4 separate regions of the Homo sapiens genome follow, and regions 1, 2 and 4 are each linked to region 3. The links are chromatin contacts, found by Hi-C or POLR2A ChIA-PET in ENCODE. All regions are on one chromosome and are shown on one strand. The core of a region is the stretch at or near the end of the contact, and the rest is flanking DNA. Distances in the headings are between cores, read along the strand shown.

Region 1 (3,399 bases), core at 324-2,823, 670 kb after region 3:
CTAGTATCCCAGAAGTTTGCTCTGTGATAGGGACAGATCAAGCTCAGTACTGATTCTAACACTGCCTTAACTGCTCATCTGGCACACACAAGTGACCATGATGCAACACACAAAGTGCAATCAAGAAAGCTCCAAAGATGCTGCCATCTGCCCCACACGTAGGCTCCCAGGAGCACACCTGCAGCAGGTCAGCGAGGAAAGAGGACAGCGGGAGGGAGCGCAGGCCAGGGAACGTGTGCCCCAGGCCCTTCAGCTCGGGTTTTATTTGGGTTTTAAGCAGCAAGACAAGGGGAGAAAAGGCAGGCTGAGCCCTGGCATCTCAGATGGCAGAGATGGCTCCCAGTACCCCACCCAGAAATGCAGGGCAGCCCTGGAGGGGAGGTTAGAGAGGAAACGACTGTGTCCCCCTCATCCTGCCCAGTCTGGGGCTTTCCCAGGACTTAAGTACTGACCTGCTAACACAGTCCCTGCAGGGAGTCCATCTAGGATCGGCCACCTCTGAGGTTCTCCCACTTTCCTCTGATTCCAGCTCCTTGCTGGCCAGGGTATGGCCACATTTTCCTTGCCCCCACTCCACCACCTTCCACCTTCCACCTTCCTCTCTTAGCCTCTATCTATGAGAGGTACGCCCCTCACCCCCGAGAGCAGGGTCTCATTGGCGGCCATGGTCCCAGCCTCAAGGGGCCTGGTTGAAACAGGCTGTGTCATGAGCCCCCACAGCCACCCTGCGCGACACCCCCCTCACAGGCCCACAGCAGGCTGCATCCTGAGCTCCCCGCCCTAGACAGAGACAGATTACTCCCGGAGCAGTCCCCCAAACCTCCCACCCGCCCAGGCCTCCCCAGTCCCCGGCTCCCCGACGCCCCTGCACGCCACCCCCGCCCAGGAGCACCTTGAGGTCTTCGGCCGCGTCCTGCAGCGGCCGCACGCGGTGCGCCCAGTGCTCCCCAGAGCGCTCGCAGGCCGCACACAGGAGGCGCAGCTCGTCGCCACAGAAGGCGGCCAGTGGCTCGCGGTGCGCGGGGCACACGCCCTGCGGGACCGGCGACGGCGGGTGCAGGCGCCGCGCCATCTCGGCCATCTTAGCAAGCGGGCGGTTGGGCCGCAGGTTCCTCTGCGGGGACAGCTCGCGGCACTCGGGGCACGCGTACGGGCCCTCGGGCTGGCCCCAGCAGCGCCGGATGCACTCGCGGCAGAAGTTGTGGCCGCAGTCGGTCATCACCGGATCCGTGAAGTAGTCGAGGCAGATGGCGCAGGTGGCCTCCTCCTGGAGGTTGGTGGACAGGTCGGGGGCGGCCATGGCGCGGACAGAGGGGAGGAAGGCGGTACTGTCCGCGGGGCGGCGGCGGGCGGCCTCGGCAGCTCGCGGGGACGCGGGGTATCCGGGTGCGGCGGCGCAGGCTCGGGCACTCCGGGGCGCGAGGCTCGGGACTCCCGGGTGCTCGGGCTCCGGGGCGCGGGGACTCCAGGGCGCAGGACTCTGGGTTTCGGTAGCGCTGGGCGCGTAGGCTCCGAGCGCTCGGGGGACGCGGGACGTAGGGATCCCGGATGCCGGCAGGAAGAGGAGCCGAGGCGGAAGCAGGAAGCGACTGGGTGGGTTTTGTGTGTTTTTTTTTTTTTTTTTTTTTTTTTTTTTTTTTTTTTGGAACAACCCGCTTTTGCCTCCGATTGGCCGCTGCCAGTCACGCGGCCCGCGGGCGGGACGGAATTGGAGAGCTTTCACTTGCTGACCTGGCGTCACCACCGCTCCGGTTCTTGTGGCCAGGTCTTTTACCCCTGCCCTGGGGAGGACTCAGGCGCAGGGGAGGGATGGGGACAGGGGGCGGGGCGCAGGGGAGGGATGGGGACAGGGGGCGGGGCGCAGGGGAGGGATGGAGCAGGGGGCAGGGCAAGGAGGGATGGGGACTCAGGGCGGGGCACACGGAAGCAACTGCAAGGACTAAGGGAGTCCGCAGCCTGGGGCATTGGAGCCCTTCGCCATACCCCTAGTGCGTCCTCACCCCCTCAGCCCGTGCTTCCCAGGGCGGGTATCCTCGGAAGGCCCGGCCCTCACAGCCTTGGCAGGCCAAGGTCAGAATGATTGGAGTTGGGGGATGGGACGGGGGCATCCCTCCAGGACCAGCTCTCCAGGAGGCCCACATTCTTTCTGCGGGAACCACTCCAAAGGGGCATGCTGTTCCAGGCAGCCCCTCGCGCAGACACTCCGGCTTTGTCGAGGTAGGAGTACGCTTACTCTGGAATTCTGCCTTGCTAGTGACTGACACAGGCTGTTAAAGTGCTTGACCCTGCAGGGGTGGGTGGGGGGTTCCTTGGAAAAGGTAAGGGCGCTGTGGAAAAGAGGCCCCTACATAAATCCTAATCTCTTTGGGATTTTGCCCCTGCTCGTGCAACTTTGGGGATCGAACGGGATGGGGGTGGGCAGCTCTGAGGCTTTTTACGGGTTCAGCCTTTCCCATTTTCCCCCATCGAAGGACCCAATAGGATGCATAGGACATTTCTATGGGCAGCCTGGGACCATCCCTGACACAGCAACCACCCCCGCTCCTCCCCACCATAGGATATTTCTACTTCTTTGACAGAGTAACCTAAACCCCTGGGGGGGCTGGGAGCCACAGATTCCTGTCATTCCAAAGTGGGGGTGGGGGCATGGCTAAAAAAAACGTGACCACGCTGTTCCTGGTGTGTAGGTATGGATTTAGAAATCGGTCCACTCAGAACGCAGGGGCTTTCAAAAGTTTCCTCTAGGAAGCATCTGTCAGTATACCCTCTTAATGTTTGACAGTTCTAATCACAATTATATTTAGAATTTGAGAAACCCCCCTGTGTGTCTAATGGCTGCCAGCGTGATGCCAGAGAACCCTGGCAGGTGGCCTGCAGTAAGCAGAAGGCCCACACCTTCTGCAGAGCCAGGAGCAGTGCCCGAGTCCCCCGGTCTGTGTCTATCCTTTCACCCACATGGTCACTGTGGAGATGACCATCTGACCAGACTTCGGAGCCCCCAGGCAGAAGAAAGGCTGCAGGGGGCCTGGGAAGGTGGCCTGGGAGTAGGTGTGCAGGTGGGACCCATCGCTTACACTGTAGAAGGACACTTCCCCGGCTTCGAAGTCCAGGAAGATGCCCATGTGGCTGGGAGGCTCCATCAGCATGACCGGGGTTAGGGCAGAGAAGGTGGATAAGTACTTGGTCCCCTTGGACAGCTGCACCACCCAGAAGCCGTTTTCGGGGCACTTGGGGACCCTGTCTTTCCGGCTCACGTTGTCCCTGCACACACCCAGGGCCCACAACGCGTCCCCGGTGATGTTCATGCCCACCTCCCAGTAGTGCCTCCCAGAGGAGAAGGCCGTCTGGCCCACAGCACAGGGGTAAGCCACAAATCGGTCCTTGCTGCAGAACCCACTG
Region 2 (3,382 bases), core at 530-3,029, 860 kb before region 3:
GTCTAGTGTCCAGAATATATAAAGAACTCTTACAACCCAACAACAAAAAGACAACCCAATTTTAAAATGGGCAAAGGACTTGAATAGGCATGTCTCCAAAGAAGATATACAGATGGCCAACAAACACATGAAAAGGAGAATGCTTAATAGCATTAGTTATTAGGAAAATGTAAACCAAAACCAGAATGAGGTACCGCTGCACACCTACTAGGATAACAATAAAATGGAAAATAACAAGTGTTGGTGAGGATGTGGAGAAATTGGGATCCTGTACATTGCTGGTAGGAATATAAAATGGTTCAGCCATCGTGGAAACCACTTGGGGTTCCCCAAATAGTTAAACACTGAAGGCTGGGCACGGTGGCTCATGCCTATAATCCAGCACTGTGGGAGGCCAAGGCAGGCAGATAACTTGAGTTCAGGATCAAGACCAGCCTGGCCAACATGGGGAAACCCCATCTCTACTAAAAATACAAAAATTAGCCAGATGTGGTGGCACACACCTGTAACTCCAGCTACTCAGGAGGCCGAGGCAAGATAATTGCTCGAACCTGGGAGGCAGAGGTTGCAGTGAGCCAAGATTGCGGCCACTGCACTCTAGGCTGGGCAACAGAGCAAGGCTCTGTCTCAAAAAAAAAAAAAAATTGAATTACCATGCGATCCAACAATTCAACCCCTATGTATGTACCCTCCCCAAATAAAAATGGGCTCTCAAACAAATACATGTACATGCATGTTCATGGTAGCATTATTCACAAAGCCAAAAGATGCAAACAGCCCCAATGTCCATAGATGAATAAACTGTGGCATACATGATACACACACACACACGCACACACATATACATATACACACACAAACACTATTCAGTCATAAAAAGGAATAAAGTCTGTTACATGCTACCTGAGGATGAACCTCGAAAACATGCTAAGTGAAAGACACAAAAGTCCACACACTGTGATTCCGTTTATATGAAGTATCTAAAGTAAGTAAATATAGAGACAGAAGTAGACTGGTAATTGCCAGGGGCTGGGGGGGAAGAGGGCATTGGGAAGAAACTTCTCAATGGGTATGGGGTTTTTCTTTCGGAATGAGGAAAATGTTTTGGAACTAGACAGAGGTGGTGGTTGCACAGCATTGTGAATTCACTAAATGCCACTGAAATGCCCACTTTAAAATGGTAAATTTTATGTTATGTGAATTTCACCTTAAGTTAAAAAAAAAAAAGTAAAACTACTCAGACAACGCCAAATTATTGACAATCTCAACCTACCCCACAGACCCCAAATCCTGGAACCACAACCCCCTAGGCCAATTCTCAGGTCAGGCAGCAATTTATTCCTGTTCAATTTTATGCAGAGCTCCTGGTGGCTCTGAAGCGCCCTAGGGAACAGACCAGGAACATTCTCATGGTGTTAGCTCACATTGGGCCATTAGTGCTCCTTTAATGTGAGAACAACCGGGAGGAGGAGGGGATGTGGACCCAAAACTACAAGAAAGAGTGTCCTCGAAGCCTATGTCCTACCGCCCCACGCTGCTGCCAGGCCCGCAGGAAGATGACAGGCCCGGCCTCCACTCCTTCTAAGGTCGTCGCTTAGTTCCGACGTCGGGATGACCCTGTCATCCACGCGGCGTGAAGGCCACCCTCCCCGCGCGCCCGGGACTCCAGGTGGGGCCCCAGTGGACGAGGGAACGCGGCGTCGCCCACCGGGCGTGGCCTGGGCGGGCGTGGGGCGGGGCCTGGGCCGGCGCCGGGTCCGGCCGGGCGCTCAGCCAGCTGCGTAAACTCCGCTGGAGCGCGGCGGCAGAGCAGGTGAGCGGGCGGTGCCGGGGGGTGCCCAGGCCAGGGCCCTGTCGCCTGCGGCGCTGAGGGCCCGGGGTGGGGCTGCGCCCTGAGGGCCCTGCCCTGCCCTCCGCACGCCTCTGGCCACGGTCCCTTCCCCGGCTGTGGGTCTGCGGCCCCTGCGTGCGCAGCGCTCCTGGCCTCTGCGGCCAGCGCGGGGGCGGAGAGAGGAGAGTGCCCGGCAGGCGGCGGCTGGGCCGGCCCGGAACTGGGTCGTGGAAGGATCGCGGGGAGCGGCCCTCAGGCCTTCGGCCTCACTGCGTCCCCACTTCCCTGCGCCCGCCTGCCGCCGAGCCCCGGCTGGGGGTGGGCGCGGCGCGAGCGGTTAAAGGGCCGGTGCATTTAAAGGAGCGGTGCACGTGGGTCTCTGAGGCGTGTAGCAGGCGGGGGCGTTTTGTTCTTCTTCTCTCTCGCCGGAGACCTCCGTTGCGCCGAGTCCATTCGGCCTCTAGCACCGGGTCCTGGGCATGCTTTCCCCGGGAAGGAGGCGCGCGGGGGCTCTGCCCGCACGTGAGGGGCAGGGCCGCAGGCTCAAGCCTAGAGCCGGTTTCTGTTAGCAGCGGTGTTTGGCTGTTTTATCAGGCATTTCCAGCAGTGAGGAGACAGCCAGAAGCAAGCTTTTGGAGCTGAAGGAACCTGAGACAGAAGCTAGTCCCCCCTCTGAATTTTACTGATGAAGAAACTGAGGCCACAGAGCTAAAGTGACTTTTCCCAAGGTCGCCCAGGTACGATATAGCAGAGCCAGGCTTCGACCCCAGTGTCCTGGCTTCTAGATCTGCTGTCCATCCCTCCGAGCAGACCTCACCCCTGTTTATTGCCTTAATAAGTATTCCCTTTGAAAGGTATGAACGGTGTTGAGTGAAGTAACTGCATCCCTATTTACAAATGGAGAACCTGAGAGCATTCCATAGAGACGATTGTAGACTAACTTAACTCAGAAGCGACAGCCTGGGGTTGCCAAGGCTGTCTACGAAGTAACTTGATTAGGACCGACCCCAGCTTCCAGTAAGGAAGCCTCTGATGCCTCTGTAGCCAATTCTGCAGACACCTGAGCCTCCAAGGCCTTCAGCCAAGACCTTTGGCGGTAATTGGAGTCTCGGGATAAGCTGCTTCAGGTGTGTGAGCCTCAGGTTCTTCTCTCCTGAATGTGGTTGTGGGCAGCCGGTGACTGGCGCAGGTGCAGAAGGGGCCTGGTTCTTGGCCCCACCTCAGAGCTGCGTCCTCACGACGCCCACGTTGAGCCTTGGGTTCCAGGGCAGAGACTGGAGTGAGGGCTTGGGGGCATGTTGCTTTGAAGTGGGATGGATGTATCAGGTTTTTGGGGAAAACTCTGTACCCTTTGGTGTTGAAGTGCCCATGTGCCAAGTCTTGAGTCCAGCATGTTCACATGTGGGGAGTGAGTGGCTTGTTCCTGTCTATTTGAAAGAGCAGCAAGGAGGAGGAGGAGCAAGGGCTAGGGGCTGCTGCTGGGGTGCCTGGAGCTGTGGTGCATAATGTCACACCTGTCTCCCCTCCGTAGCTGCTCACCGTCCCCCCAAG
Region 3 (3,420 bases), core at 36-2,535:
CCCCAAAGAGCCCCAGACCCTCCTCTGAGCCAGACGCTGCTGGCGGGGGAGGGGGCGGGGCAGTCTGACTACAATGGTTCTGCTTATTAGAAAGTACTGATCATGCCTATAATCCCAGTGCTTTGAGATGCTGAGGTGGATGCATCACCTGAGCTCAGGAGTTCAAGACCAGCCTGGGCAACATGGTGAAACCTAGTCTCTTTAAAAAAAAAAAAAAAAAAAAAAAAAGCCGGGAGTGGAGACGCCTTCCTGTAATCCCAGGTACTAGGGAGGCTGAGGAGATCTCTCTCAAAAAAAAAGGAAAAAAAACCATATTGACCTCCCAAAGAACAACACTTGCAGCCATGCGGAAGACAATCCAGTTTCTTTTAAACTGATTAAAGTGCCTCACGGGGAAAAATAGCTCCGTTGTGCACCCAGGGGCCACCTTCATCAGAAAGGCCTCTGGGTTCACGCAGCGCTAGGGAAGGCAGCGCCTCGGTGCGTCCCAAGCCCCATTACCTGCACAAGTGCCAGTCTTTGAGGTAGAGACAGCCCCTGGGAGAGGAGTAGCCCGCCTGTATGTACTCTTTCCAGTAGGTGATGTAGTCTCTGAGAGTCATGTGCTCTTTGGGGTTCGAGTTGTATTCCTGGACCCCACAGTTTGCAACTGGTACAACCACGTCTCCTGAAATGAAAGGCACGGTCCATGCCATCTCCCTGGGCCCCGTCCTCACTCCAAACCGTCTGCAGAGGAACTCTCCAGGGGCCACGCGCCTGGCCTCCCTCACCCTCCCTGGTGCCCCTCTCTAGGCGGGGGCCTCCCGGGCCTGGGTCCCGCCGGCCTTTCCTCCCCGCCCGGGGTCTGCGGCCGCCGCCCCACCGTAGGTCCGTAGCAGGTGGTCGAAGTCGGGCCTCCCCGCGGGCGTCACCCAGCGCCGCCGGCTGCCCCAGCCCTGCGTGAAGGCGCTGGAAAACACGCAGGGCAGGTTGGGCAGCAAGAAGCCCCGCACAAAGTCGGCGTAGGAGAAGGCGCCCGGCTCCGAGACGAAGGCTACCCGGCCCGGAGCCTGGCCGACGCCGGGGACATCGACCCCCAGGCCTCGGAAGTGGCTGTCGGCGAGGGCGCGCGTCTCGCGGTCCATCCAGCTCAGCACGGGTCGAAGGACCCTCCTCCTCACTTCCGCCGGAGCGGAAACGGTGAGGACCAGCCTCGGAACCAGAAGACGCAGGGCGCCGCGTTTCTGCCCCGCCAGCGCCTGGGGCTCCGGGCCTGCACGCATGCGCGCGGCTCGCCGCGGTCTTCACTGCGCAGGCGCCGAGCGGCCGAGGCGCCGCGGTCGGCTCTGGGACTCGTCTGGCGTCCCTCAGGTGAGCGACGGTGTTGGTCTGTTGGGCGCCCGGCCCAAGCCAAGCCGTAGCGTCCGCCCTCGGCTCAGTCCGCGCGCTGTGGCTGACACAGCCCGAGCCCTCCTTCCCGCATCCCCGGGGGGTGGGGGGTATGCGGGCTGCGCTGGGAGAGGGGCGGGGACAGAGGCGGTTCTGGGGGCGGGAGTGCGGCGGTGCGGGGGCGCCCAGGGATGATGGGACCCGGAGAGAACGGTGGGACCCAGAGGGAGAGCTGGGGGGCCCTGGGATGGTGGGATCTAGCGGAGATGGTAGGGTCCTGGAGGAGATGGTGGGGACCTGGAGAGGACGGTGGCACTTGGAGGGGATGGAGACGGGATCTGGAGGGGACGGTGGGACCTGGAGGGGATGGGGACAGTGGGGACCTGGAGAGGACGGTGGGATCTGGAGGGGATGGGTACAGTGGGGACCTGGAGAGGACGGTGGGGACCTGGAGAGGACGGTGGCACTTGGAGGAGATGGGGACATTGAGGACCTGGAGGGGACAGTGGGGATTTGGAGGGGACGGTAGCACTTGGAAGGGATGGGGACAGTGGGTTCCTGGAGGGATCAGTGGCACCTGGAGGGGACATGGGATCTAGAGAGGATGGTGGGGACCTGGAGGAAAATGGTGGGAGGGCTGGAGGGGGCAGGGTAACCTAGATGGGCGAATGGGGCCCACAGGGGACCTGGAGGGCATGGCAAGGGGCCCCAGGGGATGACGGGTGTCTGGAGAAGATGGTGGGGAATGAGGGAGGGTGTGAAATGAAGGTGTGGTGGGAGTGTGGGTAGGGATTTGGGGCTGTGTACACATGAGCAGGGCTGAAGTGGGAGGACATCGGAGTAGTGACATGAGGAGTGTTTTGCCAAACTTGCAACTGGAGTTACCCCAAAAGTGGCGGCAAGGGAGTTCCCCACACTATCCTCAGGTGGGACCAGTTGGGATACCAAAGAAAGAAGTGCTAAATGCATGGTAAGCCCAGAGCAGTTTTTTTTTTTTTTTTTTTTTTTTTTTTTTTTTTTGAGACAGTATGCAGTGGCACCATCACAGCTTACTGCAGCTTCCACCTCCTGGGCTTGATGAATTCTTTAATTCTGCTTCAGCCTCCCAAGTAGCTGGGACTACAGGCATGAGCCACTATGCCCAGCTTAGTTTTGTTTTTTTGTTTTTGTTTTTTTTTTTTTTTTTTGTAGAGACAGGGTCTCTGTGTTGCCCAAGCCGGTGTTGAACGTTTGGGCTCAAGCAATCCTTCTGCCTTGGCCTCCCTAAGTGCTGGGATTACAGGTGTGAGCCACTGCGCCAGGCCCTGCCTAGAGGTTTTGTTAGGGGAACTTTCATATAGAGTGGGCTGCGGTAGTCCTCGAGACGGGCAGTAAGGGAAAAGGGATGTCCTCCCTAGGTATGTCTCTTGGAAGGGGTGTGGGTTATGGAGTTTATAGGAAGGTTTCAGGAATTTGGCTCAGGGCCAAGGCCGTTTTCTTTGTAGTAAACCTAGATACTTTCTTCCATGCCTGGAAATGTTAAAGGCCCTGGATTGGGTTGAAGCCTGGTGGGGAAAACCTGTGGTTGGGGCACAGAGGGATCAGGGTACTCTGTGATTTTCGGCCAGGACACGAAAGTGGGGCCATGGGGGACCCTATGTGATGTATGTCTTGGTGTGCTGGAGAAATCAGCTCAAAGCTACCCACATGGATGCAGAAGGAAAGATAGCAGATTTATTGCCCCCGAAGCCTGGCAGGCTGTGTGCACATAGGTGCTCTGCGAGAGAGTGCAGAGTCTGGGCAGCATTTCCCAGGCGTCTTGACAGGGAGGTGGAAGGAGGAACAGTTAGAACCGCTCATCTCTCCCAGAGAAATGAGAGGCAGCTTGTGCTGGTTTGCACACAGTGCGAGGCCTTTGAGTTAGGTTTGGAGGTCTGATGACATTCTAGGGGCCATCAGACCATGACTGTGTCTTGTAAAATCTGGACACTGGGCTATCTCATTCCAGACCAAACAGAGGCATCCTAAGCGGGAGAGGGGCACCTGCCTTCCCTTTATGAAGCAATGGAAATG
Region 4 (3,265 bases), core at 766-3,265, 720 kb after region 3:
AATAATGAAAAGATCTCTGGAAGGCTACACCCTCTCCTGGCCAGTCCTTGCAGTTTTGTTTTACTGAAATGGTGCCCACTCGTGATACACACTGTGAATATTGTGCTGTTTAGATCCACACTGTTGGAGCAGCTGCTTACCAATTTTTGGTTCAAATAGTTTCATAGCACTGGGATATTTTCTAAAGACATGCAGATTTGTGGTTAGCTGGTGTCCAGGAAGCCCTGACTTGAGTAGACCCAATTTTAGTAGGGTAAATATAAATTATATAATATTCCTGAATAATTTTACTGGCCTGTATTTATTATTACAATAAATACTTAATAATTGCTAATTACCCTGATCTGATAATAAATGTATTCAAAGTATCACTATGTACCCCATATAATATGCAATTGTTAGGTGTCAATTAACTAAATACTAGCACTTTGGGGATTAAAGAAAAAATAAAAACAAAGTAGGAATTATCCATATTTTGAGAAATAGATTAATGAAAACTGTACAGATAACAACAGAAGAATAACACTTTCTGAGCTCTGATTTTGTGGCAAACATTTTTTAAGGGATTATCGTGGATTAAATCAATGAACCTCTCTCCTCCAGGATTTAGGGGCTATTAACACAGCCATTTCAGTTAATTTGCCTGGAGGTCTCCGACGCTCTTAAACCCTCCATTTTATAAGGAAAAATGTAGTTACAAACCGTTATTTTCCTAAAGTCCACATGTATCATCATTCATCTGGTTCTAACAATACTCATTTTAAATTTGCTTAACTCGCAAATTTAGTTTTCCTTTTCAAAAACAGTGTACAAATTATTTTGTTCTCCAATTTTAGCAATCAATTTAAGGGGATCTTTGATTAATGTTTGACCAACCCGAATTAAACAAACTAAATTCCTTTAAATAATTATCCTATTCCAAATTAAGTCTTCTTAAAAGGTTTATACCTTTCAGCATCTACTAATCTGGTTCCTTTTAAGTACTGAAACTTTCCTCATGACCTTTAGAATTCCCAGCCAAATAAATTAAATCTTAACACTGGTGGAGCTCACATTGTTAAAACTTAGCAATTTAAATAGAAATCCATAGACTTACTCTTCAGAATTAAAGTGCAAACTACTTAGAGATCATAAATACTTTTAATATCAGATAAATCATTAAGAAATTGCATTCTGTACTTGATGACCACACGGGAACCTTGCTAGAGTCAAGAGAACTTGTCACTAGTAATTATGAAGACACCTTTACGGTGAGCGTTATTAAAACCCTACTAGAGGTTTTGGGTGGGACTCAAGAGCAAGGGGTGGCCACCTGTGGACGAGGGTTCCCTGTTGTTAACAGAACACGTTGCCCACCTCGCAAGTATGCAGCCCAATCAGTCCCCAGGGTCTCGGTTCCCGTTGCGCCCTTCCCCATGGCCACTGCGCTCATTCATGAGCCTAGGGTGATCAGGCCTCCGGCCTATAAAGAACTGCAGGATCAGTGCGGCTCTTTTCTCGAGATAGTAGGTGGCTCTGAAAAGAGCCTTTATGTCCATCAAAGGGGCCCCGGGGGCGGCGGGCGGCCTCACTTGCCCTTGGCCTTGTGGTGGCTCTCCGTCTTCTTGGGCAGCAGTACGGCCTGGATGTTGGGCAGGACGCCACCCTGCGCGATGGTCACGCGGCCCAGCAGCTTGTTGAGCTCCTCGTCGTTGCGGATGGCCAGCTGCAGGTGGCGCGGGATGATGCGCGTCTTCTTGTTGTCGCGCGCCGCGTTGCCGGCAAGCTCCAGGATCTCGGCAGTCAAGTACTCGAGCACCGCGGCCAGATAGACCGGGGCGCCGGCGCCCACGCGCTCCGAATAGTTGCCCTTGCGGAGCAACCGGTGCACGCGGCCCACGGGGAACTGCAGCCCCGCGCGCGACGAGCGCGACTTAGCCTTGGCGCGCGCCTTGCCACCCTGCTTACCACGACCGGACATTTCCGAGTCAAGGAAAAAAGACAACGGCAACCGAAAAGCGAGACTAAAAACAAGAGGGCAGTGAAGGCCAGCGAGCCCTTATGTATGGTACAGAGGTAGGCTAGACCGCGGCGTTCGATTGGATGGCTATGGTAGCCAATCAGAAAAAGAACCTGGCACTCCTAATTTGCGTATTCCTTTCCCAGCGATGACGTAGAACAACGTTTGATCCAATCAGAAGTGAGCAAATCCTGAGCCTTCATTTGAATACAAAACGTACAAATAGAGTTACTCCGAGCGCCGCGCGTTTCTGTTTGGAGAGACTCAGCCATCATGCCAGACCCGTCCAAATCGGCTCCTGCGCCCAAGAAGGGTTCTAAAAAGGCTGTCACCAAGGCACAGAAGAAGGACGGCAAGAAGCGCAAGCGCGGCCGCAAGGAGAGCTATTCTATCTACGTGTACAAGGTGCTGAAGCAGGTGCACCCCGACACCGGCATCTCGTCCAAGGCCATGGGCATCATGAACTCCTTCGTCAATGACATCTTCGAGCGCATCGCCAGCGAGGCCTCCCGCCTGGCACACTACAACAAGCGCTCCACCATCACGTCCCGCGAAGTGCAGACGGCCGTTCGCCTGCTGCTGCCCGGCGAGCTGGCCAAGCACGCCGTGTCCGAGGGCACCAAGGCTGTCACCAAGTACACCAGCTCCAAGTGAGGCGTTCCTCGGCGTCCTGAACCCAAAGGCTCTTTTCAGAGCCACCCACACGATCAAGAAAGGGTTTCGAACACGGTGAAGGGTTATGTAACCTAATGTGTCTCCATGCACCCTAGCGGTTGCCGGGTGCGGCCGAATCTGAGCCGTGTGTGTGTGTGTGTGTGTGTGTGTGTGCGCGCGCGCGCCGGCACAGAACGAGAAAAACTGCTCGTTACAGAAATCGGGGTAGAAACTGCTCAGGTGATGTAGCTCAGTAATGTTGGGAGGCGATCAAGGACCCCCTCTCCATCCCCTCCCTCCGCGCAGAGCTATTAACTCACGACGAGATTTCTTTTTTTTTTCTTTCTTTCTTTTTTTTTTTTTTTTTTTCTAGAAGAAGTCTCGCTCTGTCTCTAGGCTGGCGTGCAGTGGCGCAATCTGGGCTCACTGCAACCTCCGCCTCCTGGGTTCAAGCGATTCTCCTGCCTCAGCCTTACGAGTAGCTGGGATTACAGGCACGCCCCACCACGCCTGGCTAATTTTTTGTATTTTTAGTAGAGACGGGGTTTCACCATGTTGGCCAGGATAGTCTCGATCTTCTGACCTGGTGATCCATCCGCCTCTGCCTCCCAA

What was found. Hi-C counts contacts between places; a loop is a spot of excess contacts on that map. ChIA-PET counts read pairs that join two places held with the same protein, here RNA polymerase II (POLR2A). Pooled maps may share reads with other maps.
Region 1: a map of tibial artery shows a loop between it and region 3 (3-fold over the local background). The contact joins the promoter of TRIM11 here to the promoter of SNAP47 in region 3. A Hi-C loop is called at or near these places in 2 of 168 maps with a recorded cell type or tissue (naive thymus-derived CD4-positive, alpha-beta T cell and tibial artery), 5 of 37 single-sample maps with no recorded cell type and 19 of 50 pooled maps. POLR2A ChIA-PET finds 5 or more read pairs at or near these places in 2 of 52 experiments (A549 and activated CD8-positive, alpha-beta memory T cell).
Region 2: a loop to region 3 is called in a pooled map, with 4 times the contacts of the local background. The contact joins the promoter of PSEN2 here to the promoter of SNAP47 in region 3. A Hi-C loop is called at or near these places in 3 of 37 single-sample maps with no recorded cell type and 7 of 50 pooled maps. POLR2A ChIA-PET finds 5 or more read pairs at or near these places in 1 of 52 experiments (activated T-cell).
Region 4: a pooled map shows a loop between it and region 3 (28-fold over the local background). The contact joins the promoter of H2AC25 here to the promoter of SNAP47 in region 3. A Hi-C loop is called at or near these places in 2 of 37 single-sample maps with no recorded cell type and 9 of 50 pooled maps. POLR2A ChIA-PET finds 5 or more read pairs at or near these places in 4 of 52 experiments (IMR-90, T-cell, activated CD4-positive, alpha-beta T cell and 1 more).

The regions. Positions count from the first base shown.
Region 1 is chr1:228,405,262-228,408,660 of GRCh38, forward strand. It overlaps TRIM11 (tripartite motif containing 11), which reads right to left and starts at 1,574. Exons shown (of 6, transcript NM_145214.3): 1 at 893-1,574. The coding sequence starts at 1,300. It overlaps TRIM17 (tripartite motif containing 17), which reads right to left. Exons shown (of 7, transcript NM_016102.4): 7 at 2,674-3,399. The coding sequence ends at 2,940. RefSeq lists silencers at 1,286-1,525, 1,586-1,675, 1,816-1,885 and enhancers at 2,236-2,285, 2,477-3,136.
Region 2 is chr1:226,868,837-226,872,218 of GRCh38, forward strand. It overlaps PSEN2 (presenilin 2), which reads left to right and starts at 1,780. Exons shown (of 13, transcript NM_000447.3): 1 at 1,780-1,813; 2 at 2,426-2,568. LOC105373119 (a long non-coding RNA gene) reads right to left here and starts at 1,714. Exons shown (of 3, transcript XR_949226.4): 1 at 1,526-1,714. RefSeq lists silencers at 1,583-2,182, 2,193-2,242.
Region 3 is chr1:227,734,150-227,737,569 of GRCh38, forward strand. SNAP47 (synaptosome associated protein 47) reads left to right here and starts at 1,286. Exons shown (of 5, transcript NM_053052.4): 1 at 1,286-1,350. It overlaps JMJD4 (jumonji domain containing 4), which reads right to left and starts at 1,153. Exons shown (of 6, transcript NM_023007.3): 1 at 863-1,153; 2 at 502-667. The coding sequence starts at 1,124. RefSeq lists silencers at 675-874, 1,335-1,624.
Region 4 is chr1:228,455,858-228,459,122 of GRCh38, forward strand. H2AC25 (H2A clustered histone 25) reads right to left here and starts at 2,016. Exons shown (of 1, transcript NM_033445.3): 1 at 1,507-2,016. The coding sequence starts at 1,960. The coding sequence ends at 1,568. H2BC26 (H2B clustered histone 26) reads left to right here and starts at 2,246. Exons shown (of 1, transcript NM_175055.3): 1 at 2,246-2,701. The coding sequence starts at 2,273. The coding sequence ends at 2,653. RefSeq lists enhancers at 2,139-2,725, 2,726-3,265.